Linked DNA regions of Mus musculus: regions 1, 2, 3, 4, 6 and 7 are each linked to region 5. A link is a loop called in an ENCODE intact Hi-C map of the cell type or tissue named here. Cell type or tissue: heart. All regions are shown on one strand.

Region 1 (4,000 bases), 200 kb after region 5:
CTCTACAAACTGGGCACCTGCTGCCTGATGGCAAAGAAACAGTTACCCCCAGCTATGGGTGAGCTTCAAATTAGACTCTTATTTACTTAGTGACTCGTCACCAAAGATCTCAAAGCACGAAATGAAGTGAGATGAAGATGACGTGTAACTTCCTCACCATCTCTCTCCCAGGCTTAAGTCTGGTTTCCTTGCTGTGTCTTGATGCCGTACACCAAGCAGGCCCTGGCCTTCCCTGCCTTCCAGATGGGAAGCCTATATGCTCTGGGGTTTATATATCAGTGGCTCCAAGAGAGTCTTCAGAGGCTGATAAATGAGAAAATGCAAGGGGTGGAGGGTGGGGGGTGGGGTGCCCTCCTGGACTCACCTGCTCTCCGGTCACCTTTAAACCAGTTTAGCACACTGGGTACCACCACTAAGGCTGGCTGCTGAAACTCCCTTTGAGTGTGCCATGTGGGCTGTGGGCTCTCCCCTGAGGGTAAGATTTCCCATCACCATCATCATTACATAGGTACGCACAGGACAGAAAAGGCTGTTATCCAGAAAGCTTGTTTCTCTCTAAGCCTACAAAATGACTTTGAGTTGGATTTTGTTTTGGTTTTGTTTTTGGTTTTTTTGTTGTTATTTTTCTTGTTGCTACCCTAACTTGGATATCTCTCCTCTTTAAATGGAGTTTAAAAAAAAAATCTTACCTTTCCTTCGTACTTCCCGCCCCCCAAAATAAATGCTGTACCGGTTCTGGCAGAAGAACAAACCGAAATTAGAGAGCAGCCAGGCCAAGATGATCTCCATAGGTCCCGCCAGCTCTGCCCTGATTCTCTCTTTAATTACTCCCCAAACAGGCACATTCTTCACATTGCTGCAAACTGACCAGCGACTTCTAACACACTCTCACTCTCTCTCTCTCTTTCCTTCATAACCGCCCCCCCCCCCGGCAGCTGAAGGTGTGTTTTAGACCAAAGAATCCAAAGTTCTCAATGGCACCAGTACCCCCAAGTATTAACAAGGTAGGAACTAACCCAAAAGCAGGAGGAGGAGGAGGAGGAGGAGGTCGGGAAGGAAAAGCAAGAGGAGATAGGAGGAAGAACGTACTCTGGTGCCCAGCAGACTCTAAGCCACTCTCTCCCCAGGTAGGTTCCTCCTGGAGTCTAGGAGTTCAAGTGCATCCAAGCCTGCCCTTCCCCCACACGCCCCAAGAGAATGGGAAGTTCAGCCAAGACTCACTCGCAGCACCTGCCTCCAGCGCTAGGCCGGCTGCGAGCGGCGCGGCGGGGGAGGGAGGCTGCACTCACCTGGCACACAAAGCCTCCGTACACCTCAGGAGGAAGGAGGCACTCGGAGGTCCGGGGGCCACCACGCCGGGCAGCGCGACAACGGGAGATTCCAGTGGCAGCGGAGCCCCGAACTTACCCACCCCAGGCGGCATTCTCCCCACCTCCCGCTGCCCCCCGGGCTCGGCGGTGGCGCAGGCTAGGAGCGAGGGGCCTGGCGGCAGGGGCGGGGCGCGCATGGTGGCGGCCCGGGGCTGGCGATCTGCGGGCTGCCCCGGGGAGGGAGGTCCCCCAGGCGCGGCGGGGATTCACCCACGGGGCGCGGCGCTGCGTCCCGGTCCCCGTCCCGGCCTGCCCGCCTCTCTCCTCCTCCTGCGCCGCCCGCTCGCCCGCCCGCCCGCCCGGAATCGCTTTATGTAAATGAAGCTCAACTCGCAGTTTGCAGCGCGCACCGCCCGAGGAAGGGGGGCGGGCGGGGCGGGGGGCCTTCGGGGATCCACATTACACAGCAACAAAGCGGAAGGTTAATTTGAAACTCACAGCCCCGCAGCCTCTCGGCTCCCCGGGCAAAGCCTGACATCTACAGTCGCGCTGGGCGCAGGCCGGGCTGCTCGCGGTGGCCGCGCCCGCGCGCCTGCGGGGACCTGGGGACATAGACGCACAAACACACAGGAGCAGGGCCGGAGCTGCCGGGCCCGGGCTCCCAGCACCAGCCTTGGAGGCGGCCTGGGCCGCACTCGCCTGGGGACAGGAGCCTTGGCTGCCCTGGCCTGCACCAACCCAGGAACCGGCCCGGCAGGAACAAAGCCGCGTCCCCGCGAGGCACTGACCGCACCGCTCATCAAAAGTCAAAGGCCGGCCTGGAAGAAACGGACGCGCCTTCGGCCACCCCCAGTCTCTCCCCCAAAAGAGAAGAACAAGCAGTCGGGGCCTCCGAACCCTGATCCATCAGTCTCTGGGCCCTGTCCACGTCAGAGCCAGGCCACTCTAACATGGGGACTTTAGCCAATGTGGACAGGAATTTATTTGAAACACACACCCATCCTATTAACTGCTTCACAGAGCACTTCTGTTTTTCAGCTGCAGAAACTTACGAAAACATCCCCTACTCACTCACTCTCCATTGAGAGTTTAAGGACAGTTTCTAAGGAGAGGGGGAGAAGAGGAGAGCAAGAAACGACTAGAAAAGGCCAAGCAGCCTGGAACCACCCGCTGTCAGGATCAGGAGACTGCCCTTAGGAGCCACAGAGCATTTCAGACAGGGCAAGAAAGGTGGCCCGGCTCAAGACGATTCTACCACCAGGATCAAACCCAACGGGGCTACCTCGGCTGGTCACAGCGACAGCTGGGCACTTCTAGGTCTCCCAAGGTTCACCTTTGGCGTTCTGTTATGCAAAGGCAGGCCCCCTTGAAATCTCACCGGAAGGCTCCAGTCCTCTCAGACAGAATTCCACCCTCCTCCTAAATCTAGTCTTCATTCCCAGCATAGAAAGACACCTGCTTTTTCTCTTTCTGAAAACCAGCCACCCAGGCTGCCCCCGGCAGCCGCGAGTCTTTTCCTACTGCACAATAATGAACCATGCAAGTGTTAGAAATATAATAAGCTCACCCGGCGAAGAGCAGAATGTATGGAATCGTATTTGCATTAAACACACACTAACAGGGAGGAAAGGGGGAGGCTTGCTTGGTGAAAACTACAGGGCCCCAATGTAGGAAGCATTTTGGTACAATAGAATTCGGTTTCAAATCGATGTAAATACCTAACCTGTTGGGCGCAGTCTGTTACCCTGTCTATATTTTAGCACAAGAAAAAAAAAAAAGATTGCAATCGCCGTCTCCCTTCCCCCACCCCAAGCTAGGACCTTGGGAGAAAAGAGCTGCCTCTGGGGAATCATGTCTGATTAGGGACAAAGGAGGGCAGAGGCCAAATTTAGTCAAACTTGGGGAAGGGGGAGAGCAGGTCTGGGGGGGTTGGGGGAGGATGGGTTTTTGAGCCAGAGTATGGCCTCCATAGACCTGCTTCAGGCTGCCTGACCTCGGGCTCAAGAACAGGTGGTGTTTTCAAAACACACTGTTATTTATGTTAGCCACACGAGTCAGGAACACCTTAAAGAAAACCAATTAATAATTTAATTGAAAAAGTGGCAATGAATAATGCATAAAGACGAGGAGATAGGCAAGGTGGGGGGGGGGAGAATCTCCTCTCAGAAGATGACCCCCCCCTCCAGAAATCTCTTTGGGAAAACAGAGATTCCAGACCCTCAGCCCTCACCTGGAAGCTACAGGCTGAAGATGCAAAGCCAACAGGAAACTGCTTTCCACTCCTGGAAAACTGAATTTTGCAGCTTCCTCATGAGTTTTATTCACGGGACAGCCTCAGAATCTTGTAAGGAGGTGAGTATAGGTGGGGGCATGGGATACACATTTTGACAAAATGAAAGCTAGAAAGGGAAAAAAAAACACCCCACAAGACAGGATCTAAAGTAATGAGAGATCCTGAGGAGGGGGTGGCAGTAGAGGGCCTCTGCCTTGATCCTGCCTCTGTCCCAGGCCCTGGGTCAGGCCTTCTACACCTCAGAAGCCTGACAAGCAGAAAAAAGAATGACCCTGATCCCCTTTCTTTATCTCAACCCTGCAATAACTACATGCATGACGAGGCCTACTCAAGCCTGTCTTTGTTTAGACAAAAATTTAACTTGGAGAGCCACAGGCAGGTAACCTACAGCCTGGAG
Region 2 (4,000 bases), 120 kb after region 5:
GCGAGTCACAGCCTTCCATGGTAAGGCCTGCTTGGAGCTTTCATTGCACCCAGTACGGATCGGACCTGAAGGGCGGAGGCGAGGGGGGGTGGGGAGGAGGGAGAGAGGGGAAAGAGAGAGAGAAAGGAAAGAGGTTAGGAGGGCTGAGGCTAAAGTCCCCGCGTGGGGTGCTCTAAGAAAGCTTCTGTCCACACCCACGACACAAAGCTTGCAGGGCAGAGGGCAGACTGGGGAACATGGCCCCTGCACGGTGCGGTACAGAGAGGGCAAGAGGCACCATGGACGACACAGCCGGGTCCATGCGTTGAGTGGGAAACAGGGAAGCGGTCAGGGATAAGCCCCTTAGACTTCACACTGTCTGTCACTCTACAGTTCGATCCACTGGAATTTTCACTCCATGCCATCAGGGCTTTGAGACAGGCTGGGCAGGGAGCCACAGTGGAAGAGGCTTAGCATCTTTCCAGTACCCAGTGAGGTCATGGAATGACCCGCCCACCCCCCCCCCAATACAGATAACTTACATGAAGCCATCTGTAGCAGATCAATTGCACTGGGGGGGGGCATGGGGGGGGGACACCAGGGAGGATGAGGGGAAGAAGCTGTGGCCACCTTCAGAAAGAGCTGAGTGACATAGAGAAATCAGTGCCCGTGTGTCAGGTTTGGTGAGTTCAAAGGTCTACAGGGGTCAGAGGGCAAAGGTAAAGGCTTAGGTACATCCTGAAAAGGGCCCAAGGGGGACAACGGCCCACATCCCTCCCCATCGGGTCTCGGAAACATCAGAAGTCACATGTCCCAAGCAGTAAACCTTCTAGGGTAAATCCTAACCGAGGCCGGTGCCACGATTCTCAACCATCAAACTGAAGAGAAGACCCCCTCCTTCACCCCCAAATTCCCATCTCCTTCACCCCCAAACTAGAAAAGCTTCCTCGTCTGGAGCTCAGAAGACTTCGCAAGTGAAACTACGAAGGCACCAAGGATGAGGCTGGCCCGACTTTCAATGGGGCAATGCCTCCTTGGGGAGCAATACCTCCTTCTGCCCATCTGCAGGGAGCCTGTTCGCCATGCGCCTTGCATGGGGTGGGTTTCCCCTAGCAAAGGCAGAGACGGCAGCTGGGCTGATGACCAAGGCCCTCTTGCACAGCTGCCTCTTGGTTATTAGTTGCTGCCCTAGCAGCTGTCCTGCAGCCCTGGGGCTTTTCCGTTTCCGACTCCAGAGTGCTACTGAGCTGAACTTGCCCTCTGAGAGTTCATGTCCCTGGGGAAGGTAGCAACAGATCACAGGCTGCCTGGCTCCTGTACCATCACCTCCTCGGGGGTGGTTATGGCCTTGTTGCAGGTCTCCTACAGGTGGCTCAGCACCTGTAGGAGACCTGGTTCAGTCTTTTAGTCACAGACCCCAGGCCATCTGGTCCCTGCTCTGCCATCTAGCTCATTCATGAGCAGCAGACAGAGCTTTTGGCTAGGTTTCATCTCCCTCCATCTCCTGCCAACCTTGTCTTCGACTTTCTGTATTTCTCCGGGCTTGACTGCATAGTGAGCCAACAGCTCCCCCTCGGGAAAAGGAGGAGAAGGCAGGCTTGCAGAGGCCTCCAAAAGGATGTGCCATGATTGGTTTAAGACTCTCACGCACTCACTTGTCCAATCAATCGACTGATAACCTTGGCCTCTGTGATGGTAAAAGTTCCGTGTGCCTTAGAAACGACCTGTTCGCTTCAAACAAATCACCTCACTAAACCAGCCCCAGTGGCAAATGAGACAGGGCTTCCCACAAGGCTTAGCTGGGATCTAGGTGAGAATCGGGGGAGGCTCTTCCTAAGGACATCCCTGATTGGCTGGATGACACCTGATTGACAGTTCAAGCCCAAAAGGATGGCAGGTCTGAAGGGGCGGGAGGGTTAACAGCCCGATTGTAAAATCAATGTCATAAATGCTTGGTAAGTTACAGGAACATGCGGGAAGGGGAGGCCACGATTGATAAAGGAGAACAGCTTTGATGCTGCACCAGGGACTTGTTTATTGACAGCAAAGCCAATCTCCTCTCCAGCCTGGGTTGGGCCAGAGAAACCTGCTAGCATTTACCAATTAATTGGTGGGCTTTGCTTGCCTGGCTCTCTTCTTCCTCCTCCATGAACTGGCCGGCTAAGGGGCTGGGACTTTAAAAACAGAATATAACAACAACAACAACAACGACGACGACGACGACAGAGAGAGAGAGAGAGAGAGAGAGAGAGAGAGAGAGAGAAAGAGAGAGAGAGACTCGTTTAATTTGTTCCCTACTCCCAAGCAAGTTACTAGTTCTGAAAGACAGGGAACTGGGGCATTGGGTCTGGGGGTCGATCCTAGGAAGGTGACAGCCCATAAAGATGCAGGTGGGAAAGAAAGCCCAGTTTCCAGGCCCAGAACGCCTGTGTTAGAGCTTCTCCCCGATACCCACTGACTGCAGGCGAAACTTTTTAAGGAGATGCGTCAATAGCACTGTCCTGAAAAATGCAGGCTCACACCCCACCCCAAACAGACCTGTCAGATACACATCATCTCTGGGGACCCTGAATTAAAGTTTGAGATGCTGTTTCACGACATCTTCACCAGACGACCAGCCTGTCTGTTTCTGTATTGCCAGGGCAGGAAGGCTGCATGTGTCCTCCTGCCTGGGTCCCTAGCAGATGCAGAGAAGAAGGAATAGACTGGGAAGGGGGTGGGGGTGCGCTGACGTGAAGCAATCTCTTCATCCTGCCCAGTCTGGCAGCTCATGGGCCTCGGGGCATCCACTACTCTCCCACCCAGCGAGCTTGCTCTGTTTATCAGCCAGTCAATAAGAAAAAGGTAGTTCTTACTTAAGGAGGCAGAAGTCAACTCGGCAGGTCGATCAGCGCTCTGTCTGTAAACATGGTTTCCCGTAAAATCAATGCTCTTCAGTTACAGAGGGCGGCCTGGGAACCAAGTGGGTCCCCACACTTTCACAGGAAGCCCTGCCACTCAGCATTCACAAACCTCTCCTCAGCCCCCTAAGCCCTCCCCTCCAGCCCTGACCCCATCCCACAGACACTCCAGTCTGGCTCACCCGGAACTCTCAACCCTTCCTGCAGGCCAATTCTTGGTCCCCTGGCTACTCCCGCAGGTTCCCTTTAAATGGCCTCAATAACTACACTCCAATGCTACTTGTTTAGGAATTCAGTTCAGATTTTATAAAAGCACATCTTTCCGATGACAAAATTCAAGGGTAGACACGGAAGCGATCCATCAGGCGTTTGTGCGCACGCACTGTTGCTCCCTTCTTTGCTCTGCGGAGCATTTAAATCTGCCATTGAAAAGTACTCAGTGCACAGGAATTCCGGCACCTTAGGAATCCCCCAATACAAAGGGGGGGGGGTATTGTGTGAGAATATCAAGGTTCCCTGTTTTAAGGCCCACTGCAGTTTTGGAAATATCAATCTCTTTTAAAAAGATTGCTTTGCAAGGATAGAATGCTACTACCAGGTCTGCCACACTCGCCTGGGCAACTATCTCCCTCTTTAAAGTGAGAGGGTGTTTGTTGTAAGGAAAGTTCAGTTTTATTCCATGAAGGAGGCAGGGGGGAGGAGGGAGAGATGAATGAAATGCCTCAGTTCTGGTAGGCTGAGTAGGGGTGTGTGGTTCTAAGGAAGGGGAGGGGGCTCCTGCTGCTCCAGCTCCCATCGAATTAAACATGAACAGTCACACTGTGTAATTTTAAATTGTTAATTAGCACAGGGTTAATTAGGCGGTCCTTTCACGAGGGGCTGTTTGGCAGGAAACCAAGAAGGGAAACAAAGGGGAAAGCAAGAAAAACAAAGAGAATAGAGACAGCAAGAGAAACTGTTGCCTACGTGGAGAACCTGCAGGGCATCACCAGAGAAGTCAGCCAGCAGGCAAAGGTGCCTGGTCCTCTGGGGACTCCTTGCCCTGCCCTAGGGAGAAATACAAGGATCACCCTTCTCCTGGGACCCAGGCAGTGCACAGCACATGCTGCCAACATGTTTTG
Region 3 (4,000 bases), 1.0 Mb after region 5:
CGGCTATGTTTCTGTTTCGTAGGACAAGCTACATAAACACACATAAATACGGTTAGATTTGAAACATAAGATCTGTAACAGCCTCTGACACCGAGAACACACTTGATAAATAATGAAGCAGTGTCTTCCTCCAAGATGGTGGGAATTTACCATCGGGAAGGGAGGCAGAGCCCCCTCTACCCTGACACACACAGAGTTCAAGACACCACGAAAAGAATACCACCCAGGGTCTCCATCCATTTGTCTCATGTGCCGGCTCAACCCAACCCACCTTCATCTTCCTCTGAACTAAGACAAAGGGGTCTAATGTGTTCCGGGCAGTGTCACAAAGCACATCAGGAGTGAATGGGGTTTATAAGATTAGATACTTTCTCTCCAGGCAGTGGGTCAAATCAGAACCTTCGCTCAGCCAGCCCAGTGCATAATCTCCTTTGATCACTTTCAATCAGACTAAGTGTCTGCAATCTGTACAATGGCCACTAATTTAGTGGAAACAAATAATTTGGAGAGCCTGATTATCAAAAGATGAGACAGAACGCAAGGTCCAGACTGGATAAGCATGCTGGAAGTTTGCTCTTGCCTCATTTTTTTTTCAAAGCTGCCATGACCCATACAGCATTACTGCATTAGGGACTTAGAGTTGGTCTGCTAAGCTTAAAAATAAAAAGAAGAAAGAAAGAAAAGAAAAAAATGGATATTGGATATTGTCACACACACACACCCTCATGAGTTCCTCATTTAAATAAGGAACAGGGTACAATGCATCAGTTAAATCGCAAGCCTTTGTCACTGACACACGCAGCCATCCACTGCCTGGACAACTTAACATGAAAGGGTTTCATTGTGTGAAAACCAGAGCCTCTTTATATATATATATAAGATAATGTATAAAATTCTAGTTATACAACTGGCCGGCATCACAAAGCTCTGTGGGTCCTGGAAGCCTCTCTCTCTCCCCCACCATGGATAATAAGGCATGGGGTTTTGCTTGCTTTGATTAATTTCAGAATATTGCACTGAACCTGCATAATCCCTAAGACAGCAGAGTAGAGGAGAAAAAGTGATGGGCAATGATAAAAAAAAAAAATGAAATGATCAGGCAAAGGCTGTGTTCTATCCGTGCTGTACAACACACAGGTATGCACATGTGCACACACACATGCGCACACACATATACACATACACACATATATGCATACATACACATGCACACATAAACATATATACACACACACATGCATGCGCTAGAGCGTGCACACATACACACACACACACACACACCATCACCACCACCATTACAAAACTGATTTCAGCAAGTACTAACCACAATAATGGTCAACATACAAAATGGTCTTTGACTCTAGGACTTAAATGATATGCACGAGGCTGCAGCAAGCTTAAACAAAACCTCTGAGGTGTCGCCAGGGCTGTGATCAGATATATAACATCACTGGGAAATGCACACCGCCTTTTTTTTTCCTCAAATCACAGCAGCCATTATTTATACAAGTACTGAATATGGAAAAGGCTCTGACAACTTTACAGTGGTGTTTGGATGGATGAAGATGCGGGATGATGGATGAGGGAGACAGAGGATTCCCTTATTAAAGCATCAAATTCGCCTCTAAATATCAAACAGACATCTTAGCCCCAAACGCGTACTGCTTCCTACTCAAAATCATATAGACCGAACACATGAACGGCCTTTCTTTGATAGAAAAAAAAGGCAGGGTGTTCGCCTAATGAGTAGTGTTAATTTTGGACTAGGCCATTAAGTACCTTTTTTTTCTGCATAATGTGAACTCAGAGTCCATGCCTATCAAACAAGAATAAACGTGACAATTTGCAAATATAAATGAATGTTGGCAGAAACGGGACAGATCCCCACCCTGCCATTCTGTTCTAAAATTTTAGTAAATAATTTCAGCAGATAGCATCTTCCAGCTATATTTTTGGTGTCTTTCTTGACAGGAAAGCTGCTATGAAGGGATGAAAACTCACCATTTACTCTGTGATTTTTTTTTTTCTTTAATACTGTGCTCGGATTAAAAATATAGACTCATACATACAATGTTGGTAGCACTGCAGCGCCCACTAGTGGACATTCTGGAACCACGGAGGCTCCTGTCTCCAGCGTACATTCAACAAACCAAGTGTGTTCATCGTAAAAGTGTAAAATCAAAAACGAACAAAAGAACATAAGATAAAATGAGCCTGATTTACGAAGTGTGGCAACTTGATTCTTATTGTTTCCATATGATGATGAGGCTGGTACTTTTTTCCACAAACCTCAACTCTACCTTGGCTCTTCCTGTAAGATTAACAGTAGGCAGAGAAACATGGGCCTGATATTCATGAAGTGTCTGTGTCTAAGGAATCTTGCCTAAGAGTTCAACTAGAACACGAGAGGGTCCGGAAGCAAACAAACAACAAAACCAAATGCCTGTTTGTAAAAGAAGCCAGTTCTACCCTAGTCACTGCATGGGCTAGATCTCGCCTATCTCTGCCTCCCAAAGCAATGACACCACTGGGAAGTGGTCTTTTGGTATCAGCATGGTCTAACATGTAACCCAAGAGTAATGTGATTATAACTTACCAGGAAACAATATTTACATGTTGCTAGTGTTTCCGGTTCCTTTCCTTACAATGAAAAACAAGTTTCCTTTGGTCTTTTAATGTTTCTAAGTACAGTGATGATTAAAGCCCATATCTCTCTCTCTCTCTCTCTCTCTCTCTCTCTCTCTCTCTCTCTCTCTCTCACACACACACACACACACACACACACACACACACACAGAGAGAGAGAGAGAGAGAGAGAGAGAGAGACAAAGACAGAGACAGAGACAGAGACAGAGAAATATTTTTCACACATAAGCCTAGAGATTTTTCTTTAGTTTCATGTCTAAGAATTTGTATATTTTTAAGGAGCTTATTTTAGAAAAAAAATGCTAACACATTTCTAAAACTTCATTCACAAAGCTGTAAAGGAACAAAGCATTCTTAATTCGTGTTAACGAAGACATCTTATTTAGCAGGTGTGTGTTGAAAGGAAACAACGCAAGCCAGGAAATCAAGACTAAACTAGTTTTAAAATCCAGAGGGTTTGCCCAATGCAAATTAGGAGTTGTGTTTTAACACCTGAGAACTAGTGATATCATATCAGCCAATTGTGGAGGTCTGAGTCTTTGCTTTCTCTGAGAAAGAAAGAAAGAAAGAAAGAAAGAAAGAAAGAGAGAGAGAGAGGGAGGGAGGGAGGGAGGGAGGGAGGGAGGGAGGGAGGAAGGAAGGAAGGAAGGAAGGAAGGAAGGAAGGAAGGAAGGAAGAAAAAAAGAAAGAAAGAAAGAAAGAAAGAAAGAAAGAAAGAAAGAAAGAAAGAAAGAAAGAGAGAAAGAGAGAGAGGGAGGGAGGGAGGGAGGGAGGGAGGGAGGGAGGGAGGGAGGAAGGAAGGAAGGAAGGAAGGAAGGAAGGAAGGAAGGAAGGAAGGAAGAAAGAAAAGCTTCCTGAGCAGGTGGAAGTGAGGACTCTTTGGATACCAGTGAGCCTGACTGGTGACCCTGACCAGAGAGTTGCTTCCAGGCTCTTTCCTGAAATATGCCACTGTCCCTAACTCTGAAGCCATCAGAAGCCCAAACCTGGGCACCTCCTCTTTGTTGTGTCTTGACACAGACACATCCTTCTTGATTCACAGTTGAGCAGTCGAACCTTTGTATGGGTTGTTTTGGAAAGAAAGAAGGTTAGTAAAAAGAAGGAGGAGGAGGAGGACGATGTTGGTGGTGGCGGCAGCGGCAAAGGAACTGGGAAGCAGTTTCTGCCATGACAGCATTGCCCACATCTCTGAACCCATTCCCAACATTGGTTTGAGCTCCTCAAAGACACAAACAGGCAGTAAATGAGCGAAGGCAAGAGGTAACTACCTAGAGCCTGGACTGCAGGTCAGATGGCAGAGCCCCTCCTTATCCTGTGGGAAGCCCTGGGTGGGATCAGCAGCGTTGCCTAAAAG
Region 4 (4,000 bases), 1.3 Mb after region 5:
CCCCATCCCTTATGAGTGTGTGTGTGTGTGTGTGTGTGTGTGTGTGTGTGTGTGTATGTGTGCACATGTGTACACACACACACACACACACACACACACTATGTAATCATAGCATACCAGGCAAGCACAACATATTTCTTCATTTCATTTCTCATGGATCCAACCAAAGGTAAGAATAAAAGTTGCAGATCTTGGCCAATCCAGAAATTCCTATATTTTGCACCTGGGTGAAATAATATTAATTTGAAGTACTGGGGTAGGCAGGAAGGAGCTATGAGCCACAGGGTGTTCAGAGGGGTTTGTAAGATTCTGCATCTCACTGGAAGAAAAGAGATTTTCGTTTTCTTCTTGATCTTACACACACACGCTTCACGGTGTATTAAACACTTCGTAACAAAAATGAAAAAAGGGGGGGTGGGTATGGGGGACCTTTGGGATAGCATTGAAAATGTAAACGAGGAAAATACCTAATAATAATAATAATAAACTTGGAAATAAAGAAACATCACATACTGAAAAAAAATGAAAAAAGAAAGAAACAGAGCAAATCAGATTTTATTTTTTGAGAAGCTTCGTTCAATTTCCCCAGAAGCACACAGTGCTGTTTGCGTTGCTGGTCTATTGAATGCCAGCCACTGATGTCCCAGGCTCTTTACCAAAGCCACTTCCCCATTCCCTTGCCTGGCGTTTCCCTGTTCCATAGTCTCCCATCCCTATTCCAACCTTCCCACAGGGCAGGAGCTGTACTCATCACTTTCACAGAGGAGAATCTAGATTCTATATTCTCTGTGTTTGAGACACCTACAAGAGTGTTTTGCATACTCAATATTTACTCAGTGCAGTTTAGCATAACGTATTTATCCAATTTATGAGTTAACATAGGCTAAATATGCACATTTCAGCCAAATCTGGTTTGCAGCCTCCAATGGATGAATTCTTCCCGGACGCACTGACCACACTGACATTGTCAGTGACACCCACTAGGGTTTGAGCTAGTGTTCTCTTCTGCCCGGCGAATGATTGCCACAATTGGAGACACGAGCTCATTTGAAGGAATGAAATGAGCTCACCAAACGATCATTTAACAGACCTCGGATAATTATCAATTTCCTCTCGAAGCTAACATTTGCTCAAAGAAAAGGAGGAGATTCTATTAATAATCAAAACACTTGACTTTCTGGATCCATTCCACTTAATGAGGAGAACTGCGTTCTCCGGGCTTGGGTCACAGCCAGGTGGTCTCTTACCAGGAATCATTTTCAACTTCTAATCACAGCTCAACAGCTACGCTCTAAATCGTATACAAGTATTGATATTTGCAGTTAAATTATATCAAATGTCAATGCAATCAACTCATTAGCAGGCTTAGAGCAAGGCTTTGCGCTCACTACCTGCTTCTGCCGCTCTTTGATTAAGCAGTCTAGGGGCCAGATTCCTTGCCTCTCTCCCAGCTGATCAGCTCCGTACTACTGCTAATATAAACCAAACGGGTATAAGAAGGAGACGTTAAAAGAGAAGGGGAAAAAACTTACGAGTACATCACTTCCATGCTCTTCAGATTATCAACATGCTAGAGTCTAGCAAGAAAATCAAATGAGATTGCCAAATAGAGAATCATTTTGACAGAGGATCACAGGAGGTCATTAAGAAAGTCTCTAATTGTCCAGAATCATCCCGTCCTGCTACCATCCCTCCAACTTCCTGACTGCCTGGGATTTTTAAATCTGTCTTGCTGCTTGTGAAAACCATGAGCCACCTCGAGTGCTTCTGGTGCATGTGGGATCTGCAGGCGCAAGGTCAATGGGGCTTTCCCGGTATGCTGGCCTACTGCTCCAAACTTTATATCTCTTCTGTCCCTCCGTTATTGCCTGACATGATTTAACAACTGTTATTCCTTATTTAATGATGTCAAAGGTTTTTAGGAAATTGACCGTATTTCACCAACGATATATTTCTTCTTGATTACGGAGTGGTTAAAATGATTTTAAACCAAGACAGCAAAATAAAGCAGTAATAAAATCAATAAAAGGTGCTTAAAACATTCCTTCTATTAGGTAATGGCATTTAAAATATCCGTAGCTTGTAATGGCACTTAGGATATGCCCAAAAATCAATGAGCTAAATTACTTATTGAACTAGTTAATTTGAACATTGAGTTTTTTATGTATATTGATAAAATGGGCTACAGGATACTGGCAAGTAGCGATAGCGCGTCCATGGTCAGATGGCGCCCTCTGCTGGAAATACCTGTTAAACAATTTGTTTTCCAGTTGCGGAACAAAGATTTTTTTTTTTTTTAACTTAAATATATAACTCCAAAACATTACCAAGAGAGCCTACTAAAATTCATCAGGATAGTACAACACTATTCATCCATACACTCTTTTAAACGGTATCTAAGCTGGGCATGGTGACACACACATATAATCCCTTAGATACTGAAGAAGAAGAGTTGAAAGCCAGCCTGAGCCATATACTTAGTGAGTCCCTGGCTCAAAAAAAAAAAAAAAAAAAAAAAAAAAAAAAAAAAAATTCTTGCAGAATATGACATTGTACATTCAGTATCAAATAGCAGATAAAAACCAAACTTTTAACTATTTCAATTTTTTCCTTCCTCATTTCCCAAATATTATCCTAGGGCTTCAGTATATTAAAAATGAGATTCTAAAAGCCGGCACTTCTTCTCTTTGAAGTCAGAGGGAAGGAGTTTAAATTTTAAAGGTGAAAGCTTAAGTCTACGCTCAAGGAAAAGTCTCCATTCCCGGTAGTTTAATTGATCAAAATCAAGTTTGAACTAGCTTCGAAAAGGCGGTTTGAGCAGCTGAGATATCAGCGCAGTAAAGAGTTTCTCATTCCCGGGTACAAGTTATAGAAGATTCCCCAGAGCTATTGCTGCCCCCTTCCCTCTAACATCTCCTATGCAAAAGTATTGTGAGGGAAGCCAACTGCTTTGCACTTGCCCTGCTAAGCCTTACGCTGGCTTGGCGTTCCAACCCGCTCACCTCTTTCAACTCCAGCTACAAAGGGGAGCTTCGGAAATTATGATAAAGGGGTTATTTGACAATAACCGAAAATGGTGTGTAGTTCCTTTGAGAAAATAGTCCAAAATATATCGTTTGGGTTTTGAAGGATACCATTAGTCGGTCTAGACATCACGCACACTTTACACAGGTCAATTGGGTTCAAAATAATGGATCTATTAAAAAAAGAATTGTATGTAGTAACGAAGGGAAAGTTTGAGATTGGGTTTTGATCTTTGTTTAGTTTTAGGGAGCAGGCTCTCGCCCTGTGGTTTATGTGTGAACTCACATTCTTCTCGACTCAGGCTCCCAACGGGCATCCCAGGGTGCACCACTGTGCCTGAGCTAAAGGAAAAGTAATCAGAGAGCTTGGCATGTGTGCATTCGAATTTTATCCTATAAGCATTGAAAGGGTTTCATAAGTTTGTTTTTTATATATTAGTGTATGTGTGTGAGAGTATGTGTTTGTGTCTGTCTGTCTATCTGTATATGTGCCTGTGTTCATGTGTATGCGTCATGTATTGTGTGTGCGTGTATGTCTTTGTGTGTCTGTGTGTGGGGTGTCTGTGTGTTTTTGTGCCTGTCTGTGTATGGTGTGCCTGTATATGTGTGTCTCTGTGCATCTGTGTGTGGCGTGTCTGTGTTTCTGTATATGTCTGTGTGTGTGTGTGTCTGTGTGTGTATGTCTGCATCTCTGTGTGTCTCTGTGTATGTGTGTGTATGTTTCTCTGAGTGTGTCTATGTGTGTCTGTGTGTGGTTTCTGTGTGTGTGTCTGTGTAGAGTGTGTGTGTGTGTGTGTGTGTGATGTGTGTGTGACATACACTAATATATCATCTTACCAGGCCTATTTGCTAGTCATTTCACTTTGACGGGCAAACACAACACCTTAACGGAGTTGGATAATAGCACACACAGAGAGCTGAAGCAGAAGAATCGCAAGTTCTAGGCCAGCCTGGGTATTCAAGAAGATGTGTTGAAA
Region 5 (4,000 bases):
GGATACTAACTTTTTAAAGAACCAAGCGAAGGAACCAAGGTGGGAATCACTTGGCATGATGCGGGAACTCTAAAGAGCACACTTCTCCTGGTTCAGAAGCACGAGAGCACGCACGCGCGCACACTCCACGCCACGCTCCACACCCACGCACACGCCGCACACACGCACACACTCCACACCCGTCACAGGAAGCCCAGAACAGACTCAGCAGGAGTCAAGCCTGGGAAACAATTTAGAACCCTGGACTGGGGTTCTAGCCAACCCCGCCATAGGAATCTCCGACCGCATGCCCACGTTTTTGTTTGTTTGGGGAACAAAGGTCCTACACTGTGGCCCAGGCTGGCCTCAGCCCTACCTTTAAAGGAATTCAGGTGACCTCTGAACTTCTAGCCCACACTAGTCAAATAAGTCACACTCAAGGCCAAAAAGAGGATCATTCTAGATTTGTGTTTTCCTAATTCTTGTAGAAAGATGGCAGGGTATCAATGGCTAGAAAAATGTACTCCAAGGCTGAAGAATGGTCTGTCTGTCTTCCCAACAGCAGAGAGCCCCAGAGGCAAGCCCTTGGGCACTGCTTGCTTTGCTTGACCTCAGGGCTTGCTCTCTGGTTTTCCTGTGTGTCCTTTTTGGCTCGCTGCACCACAAAGTTAACGCTGAGTCTCCTGGCCTTTCCCTTAGTTTGCACAGACAAAAACCAGGCATTCGTGGCTTGACATTCATTAGATATACAGCTCAGTATTAACAGCATTCATGGCCTTGTAGAGGGGGAAAGGGCTTAAGTGTGGAAAAAAAAAAAAAAAACAAAAACAAAAAAACAAGTCAGTTGTACCAGAAGATGCACGTACCATCTTATGTCCAGGGAAAATGTGGCCTGCGAGTTTCAGGCTTTTGATAAGATGGCTATAAAAATCCATCGTTTAATGGCAATACCAGCAGTAAGTTAACCAGTATTTAAATTGAGCATATGCACACTAGCTGGGCATCTTAAATATGTTCCATGGCATCAATCATGGGCAGTATTGATAAAGTATATACATGGGATTTGGCGGAGAAATGGCTCAATGGGCACATCTCTCTGGCACACACACCCATGACCACCTTAGATGGGAACGGTCTGGCTCTTACAGGAGACAGTTCCCCACACGGTGCGCCAAAGTGTCTCTCAGCACAGGGAGGTTAAATGCCCAACTGGGCCACCAAAGTCAAGGCCAGCACCCACAGCTGCGAAGCAGAGTTGGGAGCTATTACCTGGGACTGATGCTCATGGCTTGAAGCTTTCTAAGCAAGTCTATTTAGGAGGCAGATACAGAGGTGTGTGGGCGGGTTACGGATGCAGGAATACGTGAGGAAATCGCAAGAAGGGGCTGTGGTACTCGTCCCAGAACCTTCGCTCTGGGCCTGCCTGAGTGTTGTCTTGCTTCCTTACTCCATGCAAACAGGAAGCAAAGGCTAACACGTTTCAAGAAGGGGGGGGGGGGCAAGTTAAAAGAGGTTACTTTACTTCAGGAAATTATTATTATTGTTATTATTATTATTTTATTAATTTTGGTTTTTTTCTTCAAGATGAGTAAACCCATTCTTCTTGAGTTTCTAGGCTTTGCTCTATCACCTGTGACTTATAAACTAAGAGAATACTATATATGAGCTTAAAGAAGAACAATTCCTTCACAGGGGATCAGTGACCTCACCCCTATTTCTTTTTTTTTTTTTTTTCTTTTTTTCCTTTTTCTTTTTTTTAAAACAGCAACAACAAAAAACCCAGGTCTCATTTAGCCAAATAGGAGAGTCCCGCTGCAGTTCCATCTGTGACCTACAGGTGTCGCCCTCTGCATGGCAAGGCCTAGAGGGCAACTGGCTAGGAGGCAGGCAAGTCTGGGCTGCACGTGGAAACAATATATGTCTCGGAGAGAATGGTCTAGTCCGGAGGAAATAAAATAGAACATTCATAAGCAGTTACACCATCTGTCTTTAAACCATCATCATCAACAGCAAGAGGGGGTAAAGGCTCTTTAAAATGGATGAAAGCCGAGGCTGACTGTAACCGGAAAACCGTGAGAGTTGAATACCAATAACGGTAGAGAAATGAGTTTTAAAAAAAGAAAAAGAAAAAAAAAAAAGAAAAAAGAAAAAAAGAGGGATGCAGACTGCAAATCTGTCTGGACAGCTCGGGGTTGTGAGGCTTGGCAGACAGTGTGTGTCTTTACTGGTCCCAGAAATGTCACGCAAGCTTTCTCACCAAAGCCCAGGCTTGGGCAACCCACAGGGAAGGAAGCATTGGTGCCCTGGCCCCTCACAGGTGTGGTGGCCATGCCAGCCAGAGCCTGGCCATTGAGCTGGGGCTGCTTGCTAGTCACAGTCCTCCCTGGGGCTATGCGTTGGATAATCTCAGCTGACAGAGCATAGGATGAAGAGACAGCTTTCCTCACTGCATATCACGAATTGCACATTCTGGCCCTGTGTGGCTGGCGGCGGAAACTGGCCGGGGTCACCCCAGGAGCCAAGTTTCTGTTCTGCTTTCTGTAAGGTCCACTACAGACAGTCGACAGAACGGCCGAAGACGTGGGTCAGCTGTGGGTTTTATCTGGAAAATTCTGTCCTTGGCTCAGGGGAACAGGTTGCTCTCCCTCCAGCCAACACTCACGGCAGCCATGACACCCTCAAAGCTCAAGTGGACAGTTTGCAACCGGTTTTCCCTCGGAGCAGTCAAGAAATGATACTTCACCATCCTAACCAGGGCACGGCGGGGACCCTTCCTCAAGGCTGTGACAGACGTGGGCAAGGAGGTCGCCTCCACCCCAGCCCCGGTTCTCAGCGGCAGGCAGCAAAGCCCAGACCACCCCATACAATTCTGGGTTTGGAAAAGGTACCAGGGGAGGGGCCTCTAAAACCTTGCTGGGACCCACCTCGGAGGTGGTGCCCAACCCTGACCTTCGAGTTAGGGTAACTCCTCTTAATCTTATGTGTTTTCATGCCAAACTGAGAAGGGGAAATTTTCTTTTTTTGACCCAAGTCTCAGACTGGCCTCAGATTTGCTGTTAATCATTCAGCCCAATGCTTCCACTGCACTCGAGTTGGGATTACACACATACATACATACATACATACACACACACACATATATACATGCATATATACACATACATACATACACACACACATACATACATACACACATACATACATACACACACATACATACATACATACACACATACATACATACACACATACATACATACATACACACATACATACATACACATACATACATACACACACACATACATACATACACACATACATACACACACATAGATACATACATACACACATACATACATACACACATATATACACACATACATACACACACATAGATACATACATACACACACATACATACATACACACACATACACACATACATACACACACATAGATACATACATACACACACATACATACACACACATATATATACATGCATATATACACATACATACATACACACATACATACATACATACACACACATACATACACACACATATATACATGCATATATATACACATACATACACACATACATACATACATACACACACATACATACATACACACACATACATACACACATATATATACATGCATATATACACATACATACATACACACATACATGCATACACACATACATACACACACACATATACATGCATATATATACACATACATACATACATACATACACAATACATACATATATAGATAAATAAATAAATTGCAAGCAAGCAAGCCACCACTCCATATGCTTGGGGTTGAAAAGGGGCTCCATGCCTGAGCACTCTACCAATGGGAACTCTCCCACAGCCCAGAGATGCAAGGAAATTGTGCAAACCAGCACGGTCTTCCAGATGGTCTACCATCTGCCTCCCACTGCCAAGTAAAAGATGACTTCGGACAGAGATGTAGACACCTCCTTACTCCCCTTGTTGGGCCA
Region 6 (4,000 bases), 340 kb after region 5:
GTGATGGGATTATAGGCACATACTGCTATGCTCTGGTTATGTGGGGCTCTAGCCAAGGGGTTTGTGCTAGGTGAGTACTCTATCAGCCTAGCTCATCCCAGCTCGGTCCTTCTTCTTTAATGTCAAGTGATATGTTTGTAAAGAACAGTGGGAACACTGTCCCAGGAGCCCAGAGAGACTTGGGCACTACACATGGTGGCTATAAACCAGTCCTTTCACCTTGGCTCAGCAAGTGAAAGAGATTGAGTTCAAGCCTGAGTTCATTCTATAGGAGCCACTTGGTTGGAGGAGAGAACAGACTCCTGTAAGATGTCCTCTGGTCTCTAGACATATATAGTATGGCATAGATACCATTTTAACCTCTATTTCTAGAATACCCTGCCTTGAGGTATGCCATTGCAGTTAATTAAAAATATATATACATTTTTACTTACTGATTTGTGTTTGTGTGTGTGTGTGTGAGTGAGAGTGTGAGTGTATGTGAGTGTGTGTGTGTGTGTGTGTGTGTGTGAGAGAGAGAGAGAGAGAGTGTGTGTGTGTGTGTGTGTGTGTGTGTGTGTGTCTTAAGTTCGTGAGCAGAGGACAAGTTTTTCTGAAGCCTTAATTTTTAAAGAACTCTTGATGCTGATCTATGGTACTGAGAACATAAGCACTACACAATCTAGTTTGGTTTCTGTGTGTGAACGTGCACACACGTGTGCACACATATATGCGTGTAGCTGCACGTATGTATGGAGGCTGGAGAATGACCTCGGCTGCCATTCCTCTGAAGCTATCTATCTTGTTTCTCTTCGGCCCATTAGGAGAGCCTATCTAGTCAGAGAGCTCCAGGAATCAGCCTGTCTTTTATCTCTTTCCAGGGCTGAGATTCTAAACGTGCACCGCACTGCCACACCAAGCTTCTTACGAGTAGGTTCAGGGGATTAAGCTCAGGTCCTCGTGCCTATGGCAAGCGCTTTACCAGTGGAACCATCCCCCTTCCCCTTCCCCCCTCCCCCTGAGTTTTGTTTCTTTATGCTAGTGTTCAGTTAATGGGGATAGAGAGGGGAAGAAGATGGCGATAGAGACCATGCTATCACAGACTGGAAAGGGATGGGTGACAGGAAAAGCATGCTGGGTAAGGCAGTTATGCAAATGTCAAGAACAGAGCCAAGGATGTCCCTTTCCCATTGACTGTCTTTGTAGAGCTCCCTCATTGCTTCGTATATACTAGGTACTCAATAAATCAATGGAACAGCAACAAGGAGAATCCATCTGATAGCACAGGCTTTGAAATGAATGTCCGACACAGAAGCGGATTTCAAATGGGCTATGATCTTGGCATCTTCCACCATGATCACTTCTTTCCCCGGGAATTCCCTTCCCACCTCCAGCCCCTTTTGTAGTTTAAATGCCGTTTACAGATCTTCATTGGCTGTAAGCTTCAGAAACCCTACCCCAAGTGAAGTAGCTAGAGCTTCCAGCTTGAGGTGGCGTAGTGGGTATGGGGAGAACCATCCTTACGTCTGCACTATGAGTGACTAGGCGGAATTGTAGCCCAGTGGGGTCGGAGGCCACTGTGCACCCAGGTCTCCACACTCTCCCAACCTAACCTGAGGCTGTGACTGAGGCTGATGACGTCTTATTAGTAGATGACAGATAGCTGCTAAACTTTCTTCTATGGAGAATAATTTCTGAATAGGGGATGGAAAGTACAGAGTTAAAAAAGAAAAGAAGAGGCACCCATTTTATAATCCGTATCTCATAGGCACATCAGCCCAGGAAGGCAAGTGTTATCTTACTCCAAGGTAGATGGTGAGTCTGAATGCCAGGGAGTTTCGGGATGATTATATCCCATGATACATCAGGCACGAAGCAATGGCACCTAGCCCAACGTAAGGAATGAACTTGTATAGGTATCCCTTAAGATATAACTGCTTGGAATGAGTTTTGGAGAGCACTCCACCCCATTAATTCGGGTTGCATTCCTGAAATGGTCACATGTCATGAACCTTCAGCAACATGCCTTGAATAAACTGAGAGCCAAGGTCCAGAGATGATGGAGGGCTTTCATAGGGCAATGGAGCTGGGACACCGGTATTAATATGGCGCCCCCTAGTGTTTTTGTGGTGGTAGCGTGACTTGGAATCACACCAGCATACTGGTCTAAATAGGGCCTCCTCATGGTCTTCTGATTGAAGGAGATCCTGCCTATCACGACCGTTTACATCTTTTAAACCGTCATGTTAAACAAAATTCTCTTCAACTTTAATGCCTTTCCCCCCCTGTCCAGTATCCATTTCCAGCCTGTGCTGAGTAGAACCCAGTCTTCACATTGTTTTCCCCTCATTGTGTGTGGCCTCCTAAGTACTTCAAGGATCAAGACATACCGATTCATTATTGTGACTGCGATGTTATAAGCAATGGATAATGGCGTCAGTAGATGAATCGTTGGAGGAGGTGGGTATTGCTCTGTCCACGGCTAGTGGGCAGAGGGCAAGGGAGCCATCACGGGATGCTGAGTAGTGCATGTTTCCTGCCTATCAATTGCTAGATTTTTTTTTCTTTTAAATCTTGGCAACCTTGTCTGGACAGTATAGTCCACAAGGGACACAATGAAAGCAATTGGATCACACCTGTACATGGAAGGAGGTGAATCAACTAACTGGAGTCATATTGTTTACACATTTCAAGAAAAAGTGATTTTTTTTTTTTTGAGAGGAAGGGTCTAACCAAGTATCCTTCTGTTTAGTGTAACATGTCTTTATTTTCAATGTTGCACAAATATAGCAGACACAGACATGTGTTAAAAACAGTAAGGAAAGCCAGTTCATTAACTATTGGGAAACATGGGACAGGTCATGAGTAGACAGCCAGTTGGGTCCAGTCCTACTGTTCTGTTTATGGTTATTGCTGCTTTATCAGGTATAAAAGACTCTTATTGTCCCTGTTGCACATAGACATGGGGGCCAACAAAGGGGAAGGAGATAAGCCAGGCTACTATATTTGGTGTCTCAAGACTCAAATCATAGTATCACAAAGACTATAAAGAGTCATTGGGCCATTTCATTACACAAAGAAGTGCTTGTTTCCTTCATTCCACCATGGTATCTTTTTTTCTTTTTTCTTTTTTTAAAGTTTCAATCTCAGAAGGTAGAGAGACAAAAGCGGACCCAAAAGAGAACTTGGGAACACATTCCAGTCTCCACTTTTCTATTAAGAAATAAAGGGCAGAAGCTACATGTAGATAGGACCATTGTTATAAATGTACATAAATATATGACCATGCAGATAATTTGAGATTGAAGGTTGTTTGTATAGAGATATGCAAGACACAGGCCCCCAACCCCTTTGTTTTCGTGAGCTCTCTGGTGACCCTGTGTAGCGTCCTTCCATTTGGTCAGACCTGTAGTTGCCCATCTCCCCCAGAAGACTTTCCTTTACGTTCCAGATGGCCATTCGAGGAGGAGCAGAAGTCACCTACTGAGAAGCATGGGTTGGGCATACTTTCAAATAATAACCCAAAAGAAACAAAAATCATCAGATGACATTTCAGCTTGGAGACACTCAGTTTTATGAACACTTCATTCACAATAAAGGCCTTTACTTGGAGAGTGGACTCAGTGAGGGGCTTTCAGCCACTAGCCTGTACATGTCCAGCCAGACTCAATCACAAGTTGTAGGAGCCCTTGGGAGTGGAGGTCCTGGTTCAGTTACACCACTGGGGGCCATTGCTCATGAGTGATCAGAAAGGATGGAGATTGTTCATGTAGGCAATATGGATGGAGGAAAATTGGGGTGTAGTTGAGGGCATCAATCCTCTCAACCTCAAGGGGCAGACACTGTATAGTCTTGAAATACATCAATGACATTGCTATATTGGAATAAAATTCAGGATTGTTTAATATAAAACCTATAAGTACTTTGTTCTCCTCCTAAGAAAGACTGAAGCACTCACACTTTGGTAAAGTGTAGACCAGAGACTGAAGGACAGGCCACCCAGAGACTGTCCCACCTGGGG
Region 7 (4,000 bases), 270 kb before region 5:
CTCGGTATTTCCAGCTTTCTTTTAATTTCAGGAAAGCCTCACCCCCATTTTCATTATTGTCCTCCCCCCGCCCTCAAGCGGACTACCACTGTTTGCAAATCAGAATTGGAAAGTAATGTGGCTAGGCTTTGATTTGATTATTTAGGACTTGTAAAAAATATCGGGTTCTGTACCACACATAAATGCTTATATTATACACCCAATAAGCAATATTTCACTGAAGAACGGCGTAGAAAGTGAAGATGAGGCATGTGGTGGTCCTTTAAAGGTTGCAGATGCAACTGCTCCAGTCACCCACAACAGCCAGGCTTAGTGTCCTGGGCTCAGTGTCCTAGTGACGGCGTCCTAAGGTGTGCAGTTACTGCAAAGACGGGCAGCTTCACAGCTGCAATGGCTGCCCGGTGTACCTTTGTTGTCTGTTACCTCTGTATTTGCTATTCAGTCAGTGATGATGACAGAGAGTTATGAGGAGGGCAGAGATTATTCAACAGACTCCATAGGCTCTTTTAATATTCTCCTGATGAGATAGTAACATCAACTTTGCTAGAGCTGCCATGTGATTTTTTTTTTTCCTAGAAGCTGTACCTTTGAGTCTCTTCAGGGTCCAAGTGTAAGTCAGTAGTGATAGAAAAAAAAATAAGAAAAGGGGAAAAGGAAAGAAAGAGAGGAGGAAGGGAGGGGGAGGAAAGGAAGAGAGAGAGAGAGAGAGAGAGAGAGAGAGAGAGAGAGAGAGAGAGAAATTGGTACCTGTAAGCTTGTATCATTTCCATACAGTATGAAAAAAAAAAAAAAGAAACCATTTAAAAATGTTAAATATAACAATTAAATCAGCATGGAAGGAGAGGTGGGAATGATGGAGTCTGTTCAGAAAAAAAAAAAAAAAAGACTCCAGTTGAGGCTGTACAGAGTAGATCCATAGCCTGTCTGTGAAACCTGCTGAGAGACATGGGTGCACAGAAACAGCACCAGGCGACCTGTATCCTACACGGCCAGGCAGTGGGCAGCTGAGATGGATGTCACTGCCTTCACCAGGACTGTTCATGGGACACGTCCTTACTGCTAGAAGGCACTGGCATGTAACGGGATACTGCCGTGTCTCACCACATACATGCACACACACATCCTTGCAAAAACACGTGCAGCAGCGTCTGGTGTTGATATTCTAGTCCCACGTAATTGCTTTCCTTTATTTTGTTGACATTCATTTTCAAGCCTGACTCAGAACCACCACTAGGAAAGTAAGCAGGTAGGGCCTTGGTTGTCAATTTATTTATTTTTTTTTATTTCACTAACTGCAAATCTGTGCTTGTTTGCAAGAAACTTACGGCATTTGGTACTTAGCAGTGCTAGAAATCCCAAGAACAAGTAGGATGTTGTATCAGTTTCTTTGATGAAGCAAACCATACATCCTATTATTCACTGTATGTGGGTGAGCTACCACCACCAGGAAGCTCACTCCTGGCTGTAATTCACTCCCAGCACTGCCCAGAAGGTGTCACCACAGCCTCATTGGCTTCAAGGATTTGGGGACAAGTGGGGAGTAGGAGGCAAAGGGAGAAAAACAGACACAAAGAAGGGGAAAAAAAGTGTTCACGCAGACAAAGGAAAACAAGACAATGTGCCAGGCAATAAAACTCCCAGAGAAACCCAGACATTCGCCCAACCTAACAGTGTGACTTGCCCAGAGGAGAGTGGCCCTCCGTTTGTTGGTGAAGGCAGGAAGTGGGAGAATGGAGGCAGAGGCTGATCCACGCAGGCATTTTGTGGAGAGTAAACAACACGTGGTGAACACTAAGCCTGGTCCAAGATGCCCATCTAACCTGCTCACCTGGCTTTCACCTGTGGTGGTGGTTCGGTGCTGGACCATACAAAGGGGACCTAACAGCTGCGAAGCCATGCTAGGAAGAGTCAGACGACATAGAACACAGTCTTTTTTTTTTTTTTTTACTGCGGAAGCCACACAAATTAACTCCAAATTACTGCTACAGTCAGACAAGGAGAAGCTTCGAGGCACAGAACTTGTTGCTGTAGTTCATCTTGCTTGAGGTGGTGGCTTCACTCATCTACTAGTTGCTAAAAGCCACCCCGTTTACAGCACGACAGCTTTTAATCTCTGCTCTCTCCCCCAGCAGCCCCCCCCCCACCGTAGTTTAATTAAAAGACAATGAACCTTTTAAAGTAGTCAGACGGAAAATATAAAATTGCCCTGTTCTATCAAAGCTTAAGACATTCTCGTTCTCAGAACATGAGAGGAATTCAAAGTAGCTCACTTGGTGGTTTATTACGCCATGGTCCCTCTGTGCCATTCTTTATCAGGGCTCTTGGAATAGCTATTTGAAACCAGAAAGGCGGGTCAACCTCAGACTGATAAATAGTCAAAATTACAAACAAGCAAGCAAGTAAAAACAGCCGCATGCGATCAACATGGTGTAGTCTCTAGGTCATTGTGTGTGATATTTATTTCTAGAATGTCACTATACATCGAAATTGCCCCTATGTGTTAACTTACAGGAGTCTAAAATAGGTAGCCTTTCTGACTTAATATATTCTCAGTTTAAGAGTACAGGAGCTATAAGAAGATTTAAAAATAGTAAATGTTATTGGATGATAGGTGGGTATGGATACTTAGCCTTCTTCTAACTCCACAGCCTAAATCTATTAATTTTGGCAAAGGGCACCGAGACACATCCGTGTGATTTGAAATGTTTCATGGGAGTCTTTAAGCATGAAGATCCCGTCTAATCTTTCCAGACATTAAGATGCTTCATCCCGAAGACCCCTTCATAGCAAATTGTAAGCTGTTCTGTTTTATGCGCTCTGACAGGATGAAGGGCTGAGCTGGCCCTAGAGGGATAGGAGACGGACAGAGTCTGAGGAGTTCAAACTTGAGATTTCCAATAAAGCACCTCCTACAATTAGAAGACAGCTATGGCAGCGTATTATTAGATAGTTGCAGGGCACGAAGAACTACTTTCTTCTTCTCACCTTAACACGGCCCTAAAATGCCCGCCGGAATCCGGCTTCGGCAGTCCGTCCTCCCAGATGAGCACCCAGGTTCTTACGGTCGGTCACCTACTTGAGTGCTGCACGGCACACCTCATTCCTGTTCTCTGCTACCTTCATCCTTGATTTCTTACAGATTCAAATCTGCTTGGTACTCCTCCCCAGCCATCCTTACCCAGCATCCTTGAGTTCAAGTTTCTCGAATGGGTTAAAGACTTCTACTTTTTCTCTTTCTTTTGGGTCTACCAATCTCCAAAAAGGAAATTCTTACTGAATAAGAATTGTTGTTTTCAGATGTCTATTATGAAAATCCTACTTCCAAAGTGTTAGAGGATGCCAAACCATCAATTAATGTAATGTCAACACTTATTTTCCTGGAATGAGGCTTGTGTTCTATTCTTTGAATCATAAAATAGATTTCCCTTTAGAACATACAATTATAATAGTATATTTTACTTTTTTATGTATTTATTTATTTATTTGGTTTTTTGAGACAGGGTTTCTCTGTATAGCTTTGGCTGTCCTGGAATTCACTTTGTAGACCAGGCTGGCCTCGAACTCAGAAATCTGCCTGTCTCTGCCTCCCGAGTGCTGGGATTAAAGGCGTGTGCCATCACGCCCGGCATATTTTACTTTTTTAAAGTCCCTGAGAACTAGTTCTCGTGGTATCAGAAGGCTCCACACAGGCTTCCAAGCAACTGATAGCCCTACCCTGCTCTATGGCTCCAAACTAAAACAATGACCGCCATGGCACAATTTGCAATAGGGGCACACACAACTTGGTGATAACCAACAGCTGTCAAATTGGACTTAAGATCCTCTCAACATGAAGAAACCCACGCCTGGTACTGGAGACCTAGCCAGCTCCCCAAGGCTGATAAAGTCACTAATCTGCGAGGAGAACCTAAAACCCACCACTTAAATATAGCCACATATATAAGCCATATAAATATATGGCCAAGGATATAACTCAGAGGATATAAATCAGCATAATCAA

The links. A loop is a pair of places that touch in the nucleus more often than their neighbours do. Peaks named below come from ENCODE experiments on the same cell type or tissue, not always from the same donor. Only the 100,000 strongest peaks of a DNase experiment are listed, where the experiment ranks them.
Region 1: it touches region 5 in a loop (2.7-fold over the local background); 12 of 42 quality-filtered maps call a loop at or near these places.
Region 2: it touches region 5 in a loop (4-fold over the local background); 13 of 42 quality-filtered maps call a loop at or near these places.
Region 3: it touches region 5 in a loop (25-fold over the local background); 2 of 42 quality-filtered maps call a loop at or near these places.
Region 4: a loop joins it to region 5, with 6 times the contacts of the local background. A loop is called at or near these places in 4 of 42 quality-filtered maps.
Region 6: a loop joins it to region 5, with 7 times the contacts of the local background. A loop is called at or near these places in 17 of 42 quality-filtered maps.
Region 7: a loop joins it to region 5, with 4 times the contacts of the local background. A loop is called at or near these places in 8 of 42 quality-filtered maps.

What each region holds. Positions count from the first base shown.
Region 1 is chr8:108,712,620-108,716,619 of GRCm38, reverse strand. It overlaps Zfhx3 (zinc finger homeobox 3), which reads right to left and starts at 1,976. Exons shown (of 10, transcript NM_007496.2): 1 at 1,290-1,976. In heart, a CTCF peak has its summit at 1,862; DNase peaks (open chromatin) are centred at 1,559 and 2,119; H3K4me3 peaks cover 3,861 bases; H3K27ac peaks cover 3,723 bases.
Region 2 is chr8:108,788,267-108,792,266 of GRCm38, reverse strand. Zfhx3 (zinc finger homeobox 3) reads right to left here. Exons shown (of 10, transcript NM_007496.2): 2 at 1-65. The coding sequence starts at 19. Among named protein-coding and RNA genes, the nearest start is that of Zfhx3, 76 kb to the right of the region's middle. In heart, a CTCF peak has its summit at 1,552; DNase peaks (open chromatin) are centred at 1,206 and 1,476; H3K27ac peaks cover 249 bases.
Region 3 is chr8:107,880,133-107,884,132 of GRCm38, reverse strand. No RefSeq gene overlaps it. Among named protein-coding and RNA genes, the nearest start is that of Gm39242, 48 kb to the right of the region's middle. In heart, a CTCF peak has its summit at 2,099 (motif pointing left); no DNase peak of the experiment used is centred here.
Region 4 is chr8:107,601,452-107,605,451 of GRCm38, reverse strand. No RefSeq gene overlaps it. Among named protein-coding and RNA genes, the nearest start is that of Psmd7, 15 kb to the right of the region's middle. In heart, a CTCF peak has its summit at 2,226 (motif pointing left); no DNase peak of the experiment used is centred here; H3K27me3 peaks cover 583 bases.
Region 5 is chr8:108,909,551-108,913,550 of GRCm38, reverse strand. The region is part of intron 4 of Zfhx3 (zinc finger homeobox 3); the gene reads right to left. Among named protein-coding and RNA genes, the nearest start is that of Mir3108, 25 kb to the left of the region's middle. In heart, a CTCF peak has its summit at 1,809; DNase peaks (open chromatin) are centred at 1,830 and 2,520; H3K27ac peaks cover 958 bases.
Region 6 is chr8:108,572,395-108,576,394 of GRCm38, reverse strand. All of the region lies in intron 1 of Lncbate1 (brown adipose tissue enriched long non-coding RNA 1), which reads left to right. It overlaps Gm51548 (a long non-coding RNA gene), which reads left to right. Exons shown (of 3, transcript XR_003947448.1): 1 at 1-2,439. It also overlaps a transcript of Zfhx3 not described here. Among named protein-coding and RNA genes, the nearest start is that of Gm51548, 3.6 kb to the left of the region's middle. In heart, a CTCF peak has its summit at 2,098 (motif pointing left); a DNase peak (open chromatin) is centred at 2,064; H3K27me3 peaks cover 637 bases.
Region 7 is chr8:109,183,581-109,187,580 of GRCm38, reverse strand. The region is part of intron 5 of D030068K23Rik (RIKEN cDNA D030068K23 gene); the gene reads right to left. All of the region lies in intron 1 of 4922502B01Rik (RIKEN cDNA 4922502B01 gene), which reads left to right. Among named protein-coding and RNA genes, the nearest start is that of 4922502B01Rik, 64 kb to the left of the region's middle. In heart, a CTCF peak has its summit at 1,500 (motif pointing right); no DNase peak of the experiment used is centred here; H3K4me3 peaks cover 665 bases; H3K27ac peaks cover 689 bases; H3K27me3 peaks cover 272 bases.